Regions from separate parts of the Mus musculus genome. Here region 2 is linked to region 1. The links are chromatin loops, found by intact Hi-C in ENCODE. Cell type or tissue: heart. All regions are shown on one strand. Each heading gives the region's core, and the rest is flanking DNA. Links, peaks and the distances in the headings are about the cores only. Region 1 overlaps Clec16a (C-type lectin domain family 16, member A). Region 2 overlaps Clec16a (C-type lectin domain family 16, member A).

What was found. A loop is a pair of places that touch in the nucleus more often than their neighbours do. Peaks named below come from ENCODE experiments on the same cell type or tissue, not always from the same donor. Only the 100,000 strongest peaks of a DNase experiment are listed, where the experiment ranks them.
Region 2: a loop joins it to region 1, with 3 times the contacts of the local background. A loop is called at or near these places in 1 of 42 quality-filtered maps.

The regions. Positions count from the first base shown.
Region 1 is chr16:10,637,883-10,643,256 of GRCm38, reverse strand. Clec16a (C-type lectin domain family 16, member A) reads right to left here. Exons shown (of 23, transcript NM_001204229.1): 17 at 4,342-4,470. Among named protein-coding and RNA genes, the nearest start is that of Gm52264, 18 kb to the left of the region's middle. In heart, for the core only: a CTCF peak has its summit at 3,034 (motif pointing left); a DNase peak (open chromatin) is centred at 3,036; H3K27ac peaks cover 1,251 bases.
Region 2 is chr16:10,687,880-10,693,253 of GRCm38, reverse strand. It overlaps Clec16a (C-type lectin domain family 16, member A), which reads right to left. Exons shown (of 23, transcript NM_001204229.1): 19 at 4,623-4,774; 20 at 1,664-1,868. Among named protein-coding and RNA genes, the nearest start is that of Gm15558, 7.0 kb to the right of the region's middle. In heart, for the core only: no CTCF peak of the experiment used is centred there; DNase peaks (open chromatin) are centred at 2,563 and 3,193; H3K27ac peaks cover 2,083 bases.

The DNA.
Region 1 (5,374 bases), core at 236-5,235:
ACAAAACAAAACAAACAAACAAACAAAAAAAATCATGAGTTCCTATCTAGTAAGCACCTACTATGTGCTGGGGTTCAGGGATTCTATACTGTAAATTTAAGACTACAGGAGCAAGAATGCTGAGAGGTGCTGATAGGACAGAGTGAGCTTGGCCCATACAGCTGCTAAGGCGCTGAGCCAAGCCTCTGTAATATCAGGCACACATTGACACAGCCTCGTATACCAGGAAATGCAATCCCTGTGCCAGTCCAAAGAAGACAGCAATAAGATGTGAAGTGGGGAGCAGGTGTCACAGGATTATATGACAGCCAGAGCTCTTAAGTAAGCAGTTACAACTTCAGGGATGAGGAGAAGGAAAGAAAAGAACCGACTGCATGCATGTCCCAGTCTGCTCATGTTGTTAAGTCCATTGCTTTCAGGGTTCTGATGGCAAAGACCCCCAGCGGGGGCACAGCTGGGATGAGAAAACAGAAACACACGCTGCTTTCTGCAGCCTATCCCTTGGAAGACTGAGGCTTTCCAAGGAATCTATGAATTCAGAATTTGGCTCTTAATGTAGGCCTTTTGGTAAAACATCTGCTTTTACTCTGCAAATGTTGAATGGAAGATATTTCCAGGAATACAAATAAAAATAGTAATTTAAACTATAAAATAGACTATAAAACATATATAATACCATTTAAAAATACCAACTCTCAAGGGAAAGCCACATACAAAAGAAGCCCATGTCTAAGAACAGAAAGAGGTGAGTCCCACAGGGCAGCCGGAGGGGCTGGCATGCATGCTGTCTCACCCCATGGCAACTTCATGCCACCACCTAGAGATACTAACAGCTCCCTCTCACCACTCATGGCCATTGAGCACTGTGTAGGGCTTCCCCTCACCCCCATTCTTTCCAGGGAATCTCTATGTAGCCTGTAGCCTTGGCTGTCCTGGAACTCACTCAGTAGATCAGGCTGGCCTAAAACTCATAGAGATTCGACTGCTTCTGCACACCCCCATGCCCCACTGAGTGCTGGGAATAAAGGTGTGCATCACTGTGCCCAGCTGCCTGCCAGCTGGACCTCTTAATTACCCTATGTGGTTCCCATCTGACAAGCAGAGAGATGGAAGCCCAGACTCCAAAGACTGTTCTTCTGATCACAGTCCTTGGCCTCCAAAGAGTCAGGGCTTGGGACCCATGGTTTTATCAAGCACTCTTCTTTTCTTTGCTAAATCAAGATACAAAGTTTTCTTTTTTTTTTTTTTTTATATTCTTTTTCTTTTTTTTTTTTTTTTTTTTTTTTTGGTTTTTTGAGACAGGGTTTCTCTGTGTAGCCCTGGCTGTCCTGGAACTCACTTTGTAGACCAGGCTGGCCTCGAACTCAGAAATCCGCCTGCCTCTGCCTCCCGAGTGCTGGGATTAAAGGCGTGCGCCACCACGCCCGGCTCAAGATACAAAGTTTTAATGTCATAGCCAAAAGTAATAAGAAATGATGACTGTTTCAAATCTTGGAACCCAGGAGACCAAATTTCAAAAGGGAAGACAGTTGACCGAGGTCTAATATGAAGAAACTTCCATTTCTTAGCTTCTCCGAGTCTGGAAGCCATCCCCAGTCACATTCAGCATGTAGAAACCCAGCTCATACAGCGGCTTTGGAAGAGAAGGTCTGGAGGCTGATGAATCTCAGCTCCACCTGGCTGAGTGAGAGCAGGAGTTCCTAGTATCTGCTCAGCTCTGGGGAGGAGTACATGGTGAGTGAGGGTTTTTCATGGCACAGGTGGCCCTGGACCAAGTGCTCAGGTCACTTCTGTCAGCTTCCTTGCCATATTTGCAAGCTGTTGTATTTAGGTGACAGTCATTCAGGTTAGAAGCCCACAAGGCTATGGAAACAGCTGTGAAAGTAAGTCATCCTGAAAACAGGGTTGAAGCAGCTGGATGTGGGCCTGGCCCAGAGAGAAAGCTAGGTGGTGACGTTAGAGATGAAAAAAAAATCCATACCCTTTGAACCAGAAATCCTGCTTCTGAGAACATGTCCTAAAGAAATGATTCAAGAGAAAGAAAACACTGTGTTCATGAAGTAGCTCTCATGGCTCAGCTGAAAAGAGTGAATTACATGGAGGTGCCCTAAACTCTGACCAATGGGAAAACCCATGGGAGCTGTGGCAGAGAACTCCTGACAACCTTTATGCAGCCCTAAAAAATCACTTAGAAAACCATCAGACAGGCGTGGTGGCACAGGCTATGTTCTCCGCCCTTGAGCTGTAGTGGAAGGAGGATCAGGAATTCAAAGTTAACCGTGGCTGTATAGTGAGTTTAAGACTAGCCTGGGTTACATGAGACCTTGTCTCCAAAAGAAAGAAAGAAAGAAAGAAAGAAAGAAAGAAAGAAAGAAAGAAAGAAAGAAAGAAAGAAAGAAAGAGAGAGAGAGAAAGAGAGGAAAGCCCCTCCCCTGTAGGCTGGGGTGATGTCACTGGTAGCATGTAAGAACTGGGAAGCTTGTCCAGAGCTGCGAAAACCACGCTTACAACAGGAAACCTCATAATACAATGAACAAAGGAAGATGCAGGTGACACCATGGCAAAAATTCCTGTGCCATCATAAGGGGCTGAGTTTGTAGACAAAGATGGGAGGAGAAGCAAATGTCTCTAAGTGTTGAAATATGGAAGAAAAATGTCCTTCCTTTAAAAATGCTGAGCTCTGACTGAGTTTTCTTTAATGTGTAACACACAGCCACCCCATTTCCTCAAGGTCAATAGTGACAAACATAAAAACCTGCTGTGCCCACAGGGAACATGGGATCAGAATGTGGGGACACAAATCTGTAATTCCAGATATCTGGGAGGCTGAGGTAGAAGCCAATCTGGGCTACTTAGTAAGACACTGTCTCAATCAAAACTGAGAGGAGGGTGAGCATGTGCTGGCATGTGCATGCTCTGGCCTCATCCCTAGTACCAAACACAACACCCTAGCACAGGGACCCTTGGGCAGTGGCTTCCCAGATAGCTGATACTTCAGTTCAGACTTTACCATTTGCCCGCGCCCCCTGCTGGCTCTCCTCTGCACTAAGCTTAGCGAGTCCTTGAGTGGAACCTCTCGCTCATCTTAAGACACTGGTGCATTGCACTCCTTTCCCACCAACACACTTTCAGTGTTTACTGTCGGCCAGAAACTTCACAGCCATCCTGCCAGCTACTGTGGGCAAAAGCTGAGGGGGCACAGGAGGAACTTTAGGCTCAGGGACTTAAACAATGCTTCCAAGATCACACAGCTATAACCTCTGTAGGCCTGACTAAGGAACTCATGTTCTTTCTCAGCCACTCCTTCCAACTGCCCCTACCTGAGTGGGGATAACTCAAATTCAAGTTCTGCTTGGAACCCCAAACTGTGATGACTTTGATTTCAACATGGATGTCCCTTATGGGCTGGCAGGAGTCAGGGGCACTTTTGGTATTTTGATCTTACACTTAAAAAAAGTATTTGTGTTGTGTGCACACATGGAGGTCAGAGGACAACTTGCAGGAGTCTGTGGTTTGCTCAGGGGGCTGGGAATGTGTGTTGCTTGAAGATACAAAGTCTCCACTTCCTCTGTAGCCCCTGAGCACATGGTTAAAAGTGCCAGCAGGGCGGAGGAGGTCACAGAGGTTCTTGTCTGAGGCACACACAACTTTATGTCACTTGCTTTCTGAAATCCTAAAGTGAGACCCCCAAGCCACAAGCAGACCAAGGACGATGTAGTGAGCCTGGGAGCGATCATGAGTGCCTCTAAATTATCCACTCCCAGTCATGTCTCCAGGGAATGATTTTCCAGGAAAAGGCAGTGCTGCTTTCTAAGAAAGAAACCGAGATCTTACGCAGGAGATAAAATACTGTGAAGAGCCTGAGCGAGGCTGCTTCCTAGAGCGGCCGCCTCAGAACAAAGTGCTGATAAGGGGATCACCTCTGCTGTTCTAAGAACAGGGCTCTGTACGCACGCTCTCCTGCGCAGCCAGCACCATCCTCTCACTATCGGACAGCTTGCCAGTGTGCCTAGGGCTCACATCCACCTCCCACACTGGCTGTTCTAGGCTCTGGGTTCCCTTGCTTCAAAGAAGATTGGCTTGGCCTCCATCCAGGGTTTTGGCTGCACTCTGCCCTGGCGCAGGTAGTCTGACAGCAGCCCACAGAGGTGCCAGTTGCCACAGAATCTCAATCTCCAATTTCCAAGGGCACCAGGCTTTGGAAAGAAAGCCATGTATGGTAGTAGGTGCATGCGTGAGGCTATTCTTTCCAGGTGACTAGACACCTATTGGTGGTAGGCTTCAACTGATCTAAAGACCCTTTCCCTATGGCCTAGGAGAGGCCAGAAAGCACTTACTCACCCGCCTCGTCTTCTCCACATCACCACATGGCAGCCGCTTCACAAAGTCAATGCCAGTCAGTGGAGTGCCCGTTGGGGGCAGGAGGATGGAAGCATCCATCATGAGATACTCCACATTCATGGGCTTTATCTAGGAGAGACAGCACAGGAAGCCTCAGCAAAGGCCCTCCTGTACTTGGGCCACAAATGAGCCAGCTCTGGGTTAGACGGGGCCTATATTTCTCGTGTGCCAGATGAGTGGCAGGCTCTTTTCATTCTCCAAGTTGTGTGTGTGTACTTTTCCCTTCATTTAAGTCAGAGGGCCCCATGACCGCCTAGTGCTGACTGGCTGCCTTCCTTTGTGGGACATGTTTAACACTGTTTTCCAGAGGCCTGAGTCCCTTTTTCAAAATCCCTGTATCCCAGAGCAGGGTGGCAGAGCCATGTTCCCACTCCAGGCTGTTCTTGGCACTGGTTTCACAGCAGGGCCTTCTTACAATACAGATTGGTTCCATTGCTCCTACAGTGCCAGGACCTCCTCCATGGGATTCCTCCCATTCTCTCCATGGGGGTGGGGATAACAGTGAGTCTCAGGGTCTGTCATCCCTTTGGTAATAAACCTGAGTCACTAAAGAATGTGTGAGCAGCTTGAGTGGCACTCACTCACGCTAGCTCAGAAGCCAGTGTTCTAGGGGCAGCTGAGGACTGACTGTAGTTGCAGGTGTGTTGCCTTAGTGTTTCTGGAGAATGGCAAGCATTGTCCAGCAGAACGCATAAACACTGGAGTAAAAGAAGCAAACCCCAGGAAGCTTCCTGTAGGGTGGGATGAGGGAACACACTTCCTGTGGGGTGGGATGAGGGGAGGGGACACACTTCCTGTGGGGTGGGATGAGGGAGAGGACACACTTTTGGCTTATGGGTCCTGTGTGAGGCCAGCTGCTGGGTATTTCAACTCAGAGGTCTCCACTGCAGAGATGACAAACAGCCAGACTCAGATTAAAAGTAACCCGCCCAAGGGCACACAGTTAGGAAGCAATAAAGGCAAACACTTCAGG
Region 2 (5,374 bases), core at 191-5,190, 50 kb before region 1:
TCTGGCCTTTATGCCAGCGTGAGAAAGTGCTTCACATTACAGGGAAAAGTCTGGAAATGAATCTTCAAAGGAAGGGCTGAATAATCTAAGTCACTTTGTACATTACAAAATCCTTCTGTCATGATTCCGCAGGCGAGGCTTCAGCTACGTGAGAAACAAGAAGGGCGAACAACTCTGATGCACATCACGGAGGCACACACAGCATGGAACTGCGGAGCCAGAAATGAAGCACACAGGGAGCTTATTCTGCCTTTGTTCCTTGAGAGAATGCTCCTCCTCACAGTGGGCTGGACATCCCTTGGCAGCCATAATGGAGGGACTGTGGGCCTGAGCTGAAGGCACTAATAATTTCATTTATTTATTTGTTCGGTCTTCATGCATGCATTCATTCATTTGTATCTTCTGTGGGACAGGGTCTCACATAGCCAGGCTGGTATTGAACTTACTATATAGTAGACGATGACCTTAAATTTGTAAGTCTTTTGCTTTTCCCTCCCAAGTGCTGGCATTATAGACATGTGTCATTATAACTGGTTTGATATAGTGTTGGAGATCAAATGTAGGGCTTTGTACATACTAGGCAACTCTACTGGCTAGTTTTGTGTCAACTTGGCACAGCTGGGGTTATCACAGAGAAAGAAGCTTCAGTTGGGAAAGTGCCTCCATGAGATCCAACTGTAAGGCATTTTCTCAACTAGTGATCAAGGGTTTCAGGCCCCTTGTGGGTGGGACCATCTCTGGGCTGGTAATCTTGGTTCTATAAGAGAGCAAACTGAGCAAGCCAGGGGAAGCAAGCCAGTAAAGAACATCCCTCCGTGGCCTCTGCATCAGCTCCTGCTTCCTGACCTGCTTGAGTTCCAGTCCTGACTTCCTTGGTGATGAACAGCAGTATGGAAGTATAAGCTGAATAAACCCTTTCCTCCCTAATTTGATTCTTGGTCACGATGTTTGTGCAGTAATAGAAACCCTGACTGAGACAGCAACCATTCTACCAACTGAGCCACAGCTCTAGCCTGAGAGTCTTAAAGGAGCGGTTAGGACTCCCCTGCCTCACCCTGCCTCAGGACAATGCCTTGACTTCCATTTCATGACTTGAAGAAACAACCTTATTTCAGGGCTTTTACTAAGAAAGCCTGGGTGATGCAAACTCTACCATCCCTGTGAGGTATGAATGACTCCTGGATTTAGTGTTGGGTGCTGGCTGCTGGCGGCTCACCAAGAGATGATAAGGAAACAAAGAGAATGGTGAGAAAAATTATGTGTGAGGTCCTGGGCTTCATCCTCAGAGCTGAAACAAACAAATCTGAGTAGGAAGCTCTGCAAACTTGTTCTCTGTGTGACTAAAAATTTCCCCTGTACAATGATCTAAGACCTGTTTGCATACCTAAGATGGCAGAGGGCAGTCAGAATGCTTTGTGACTATACCCTTGTACCCTTGCGGGCTAACTCGTGAAGAGGAGGTGCCAGCTGCCCCCTGCCTGCGCCTGTTTCTTGTCTGTTACAGAGGCCCCTTCTCTTCCACGCAGCAGCTGAGGATTGTCTCCCTTCCAAACACCTGGGAAGCAGGGAAAGTCCCATTCTTTCAAGTCTTGGGATGTTTCTGGGTCAATGTGAACTGGTGACAGCCCTGCGGTGGGGAGTCCTTGCTCTTGAGGTCACTCACCGGCTATCCTCTGCATCTTCATGCGCCTGGCCTGGATGCGGCCCTTGGCCAGGCGCTGCTTGGCAATAATGCAGCGGATATGATCCGAGAACACGAAGGTGGCCTGCAGGATAGGGAAGGGCTTAGAGTGCGGGCTGGAGGCAGGCTTGTGAATGGTGATGTTCAGGGCACGGCTGTCATCCTCCACTCCTGTCACCTGCATGTCCTGCAGAGCGAGAAGGCAAAGGCAAAATGTTCATCAGGCCCAGGGTTGATAGGGGTGTCAGTGGCTCATATAGAAAGACACCAGCACTTTGCATCTGCTTTTGTTCTGAAGGAGGCTACATCTCAAAGATTTAAGGGTGATGCAGATCAGTCCCGGCCTGACAGGTGAGGAATCAGCTGCTGGATGTATGGCTAATTCTCCTTTCCATGAGGACTTGAGATGCCTGACCACAAGAGGTACACCAGCCTCTTCAAGGGCCACCACTGTCACAACAGGCAAATTCCAACAATTCTTCCTTCTGGAAAACCAGAGGCCACAACTCCAAAGCCTTTTTTTGTCACCTGGTTAAACACTACCTCCTTGTTTCTCTTCAAAATGAGGCATTGTTCCTGTCCTTTGGTACATCTTTGAGGACAGTCCCTGAGGAAGGGCCACTAGAATTGTTTGGCAGAGACTTCAGGCAAGCTGCATGTGAAAGGGATAAAGACATTGACGAGGAATGAGTGTGTAAGGACTGGTTCCCATAAAGCCTCAGGATGGGTTCTGTGTCAAGTCTGTGCCCACAAAGGTTCAAGGGCACATGAGATAAAAGCGTACCAGACAGAAGATAGACTCAAAGGTCAGATATGCTAGAGGAGGTGGGAGCCACTGAAGAAGGTTCAGAAGGAAGGGGCTGCTGTGCTTGGAGGCCACACACTTGGCTCTCCCTTTGGAAAGAATGGCTGCATCACAGGGCAGCAGCAGATAAGATGAGCTATTATGAGTTTAAAGCAAGGATCTGGTGCGTAGTAACAGTCTGATAAATAGTAGCTACTGGAAGAGAACCAAAAGAGGATGGGGGGTGGGGGGGGAGTGTGGCTTTCATTGTCTGACACATTAAGCGTCTGAGAGAGAAAAACACTTTCCTGATGTTGTGTTCTAAGGAAATTGGTGTACCTTGATAAGAAGATGCACAGGCCATCTACCGGGCAGTGTTCCACACGGGAGTCACTTTGGGGTAAAAAAGATTCTCCTACACCCTCACTGAGAGTAAGAGGGTCTGGAAAGGGAGGAGTGTGGGAAGGAGAGGAGACAGGAGCAGTGGCTTCATGTACAGGCGCTCCCCATGGAGAGCAGGCAACAATGGGCTGCCCACCGCTGTGGTTAGGAGTCAACTCAGCCTGCGCAAGGTCTTCTGGGAATCAGAGCAGTGCAGCAGGAAATGGACCTCCTTGAAGTGAGGGGAGGGGAGCCCCAGGCTGGGACAGGACACAGTAGAGAGAGGAAGTGGGATCTGTGTTTCATTCCCTCTGCAGCTAGTCACTACTCAGCCATCATACTTATCAACCTGTAAGACAGAGCCCCAGCAGACACGAGGTGCTGTAGAGCCTGGTCAGGGAGGGTGTGCTCAGGAACTCCTGTGATAACAACAGTGCTAGAGGAAGTTGGCAGAAGCTATGAACTCTTAAAATAGCTGATTCCAACTTCTTGGGTATCTGCCTAGGGAAATCCTGCCCGGGGCATGAGGAAGTGGAACACCAGGTTTACATGCTTGAAAAGCTGGGATTATCAAGAGCGCTCTGGCCAAGCATGCCCTGCCACACAGCAGTTAAGAGAACCCCAGCAGGCATGCATCTGCTAAAATGGCTAGACACTCCAAGAGAGGCTAGGAGATAGGCCAAGTCTACGATATGGCATAAGAATCTAACATACCCTCAAACTCATGTACAATTAACCCTTGGCACTCCCTACCAAACTGGGGACCAAAATCTGTAGATGCTCAAGGCCCTTACTTTAAATGGTACAGTATCTGCATATAACCTACTATATCTTCCTGTAGACTCTAAATTCACTCTAGATGATGCATAAGACTTGATACCATATATGTGCTATGTAAATACCTGTTTAGGGACTAAAGAGTCAAAAGAAAGTCTGTACATGTTTATAGCAGACATATTTCTTGGTGAAGTTTGTTTGTTTTTGCGACAGTATCACTACGTAACCTTGGCTGGCCTGGGATTTGGTTTGTAGACCATATTTGCCTTAGACTTACAGGGATCTGCTCATTTCTGCCTCCCAAGTACTAGGATTAAAGATGTACATCACCATACCTGGTCTGTCTTGTTTTTTGAGACAGGGTCTCATGTAGCTCTGGCTAGCCTCTGACTCCTTAGGTAGCCAAGGCTGCCCTTAAATGTCTGATCATCTTGCCTCCACCTCCTTATAGGCATGTATGATTATACCCATTTGTATGTGCTGCTGGGAATGGAATCAAGGGCCTCATGCATGCTGGGTGAGCACTCCATATCAACTAAGGTTCACCCCCAGCACACTGTCCTCATTCCCAACACCCTTTTATCTTGAGACCAGGTCTTGCTCCATGAACCTACCTGACTGGTCTGGAACCTATTAAATAGACTGGTCTGTTTTTGAATTTGTGGATGCCATCCTGATTCTACTGCCTGAATGCTGAGATCATGTACAACCATGTGGTCCTTCCCCACTGAGTTTAACTGACAGTTCCATGGATACACAATTAAAAAGCTCTTGGCAGTGAAGCAGATCTGGAAGGACCAGCTTGGCAATGGGTTTTCTCCGAAGGGAAGGAGAGGTGTTAAGATTAAGGTTTTGGTAAAAGGGACTTGGCTGTTCTCTGTGCAATACTCCGGTTTTGTGTGCATACTTCTTGTGCCATTACAAGTGAGTATAAAACTGACATTTTTACCATGCATGTGTGCAGAGTGAGAAAACAGAGTGGGGTTCTTAGACTCTCACCTGTAGAAGGCCAGCAAACTTGACCACTCCCCAGCCAAGTCTGGATACGTCAGGCTCCACCAGGCTCATCTGGTAAATGTCCACAGCCAGGAACCGCTGGACCATACCACCATCCTTGGTGATGACTGTGCATGCAATCAAGTCACTGTTATCTGGGAGGAGAGAGTGGAGAGTGGAATAAGGCCTAGCTCAGATGTCCAGCTTTCTTCACATATAGAACTGGGCTTGGATGCCTCTTCAGCCACTTCTGCTAGGAGAGTCCCTTCATCTCGTTAAGCCTCACATTCAGTGTGTTCTCAAAGCAATCCTGATGGCTTTGAGACTGATACAAAGCACACAAACCATTAGGTATTGTATACACACTAAAGTGTGAAAATAGCTAACAACTGAGTTCAGGGGTAGAAGCACCTGGAATGCATGAGGCTGGTGTTCTATCCCCAGCCCCAGAGCCACTACCATCACCCAGCAGCCAATCCCAGGAACATTTTAGTGTTTCTTTTAGACCAAAGGTAGTTTACAGATATGATGGTTTTTGATCATGTGAAGTCAGGAAAACAAGATCCCCTGTTCCCTACAACAGCACCACAAGTCCTCAATTCAGTGTCTGGCAACTTAGAACCCAGAACTGAACGAGGTGGAGTGTGACCATCTGCCAGGCCCTTGAGCCCTCTGAGCCATGGCTCTCTATCTGTAGAATGAGAGGAAGATCCCTCATCTCAGGATAATTGGTACAGAAAACAGCAGCTGCTAGG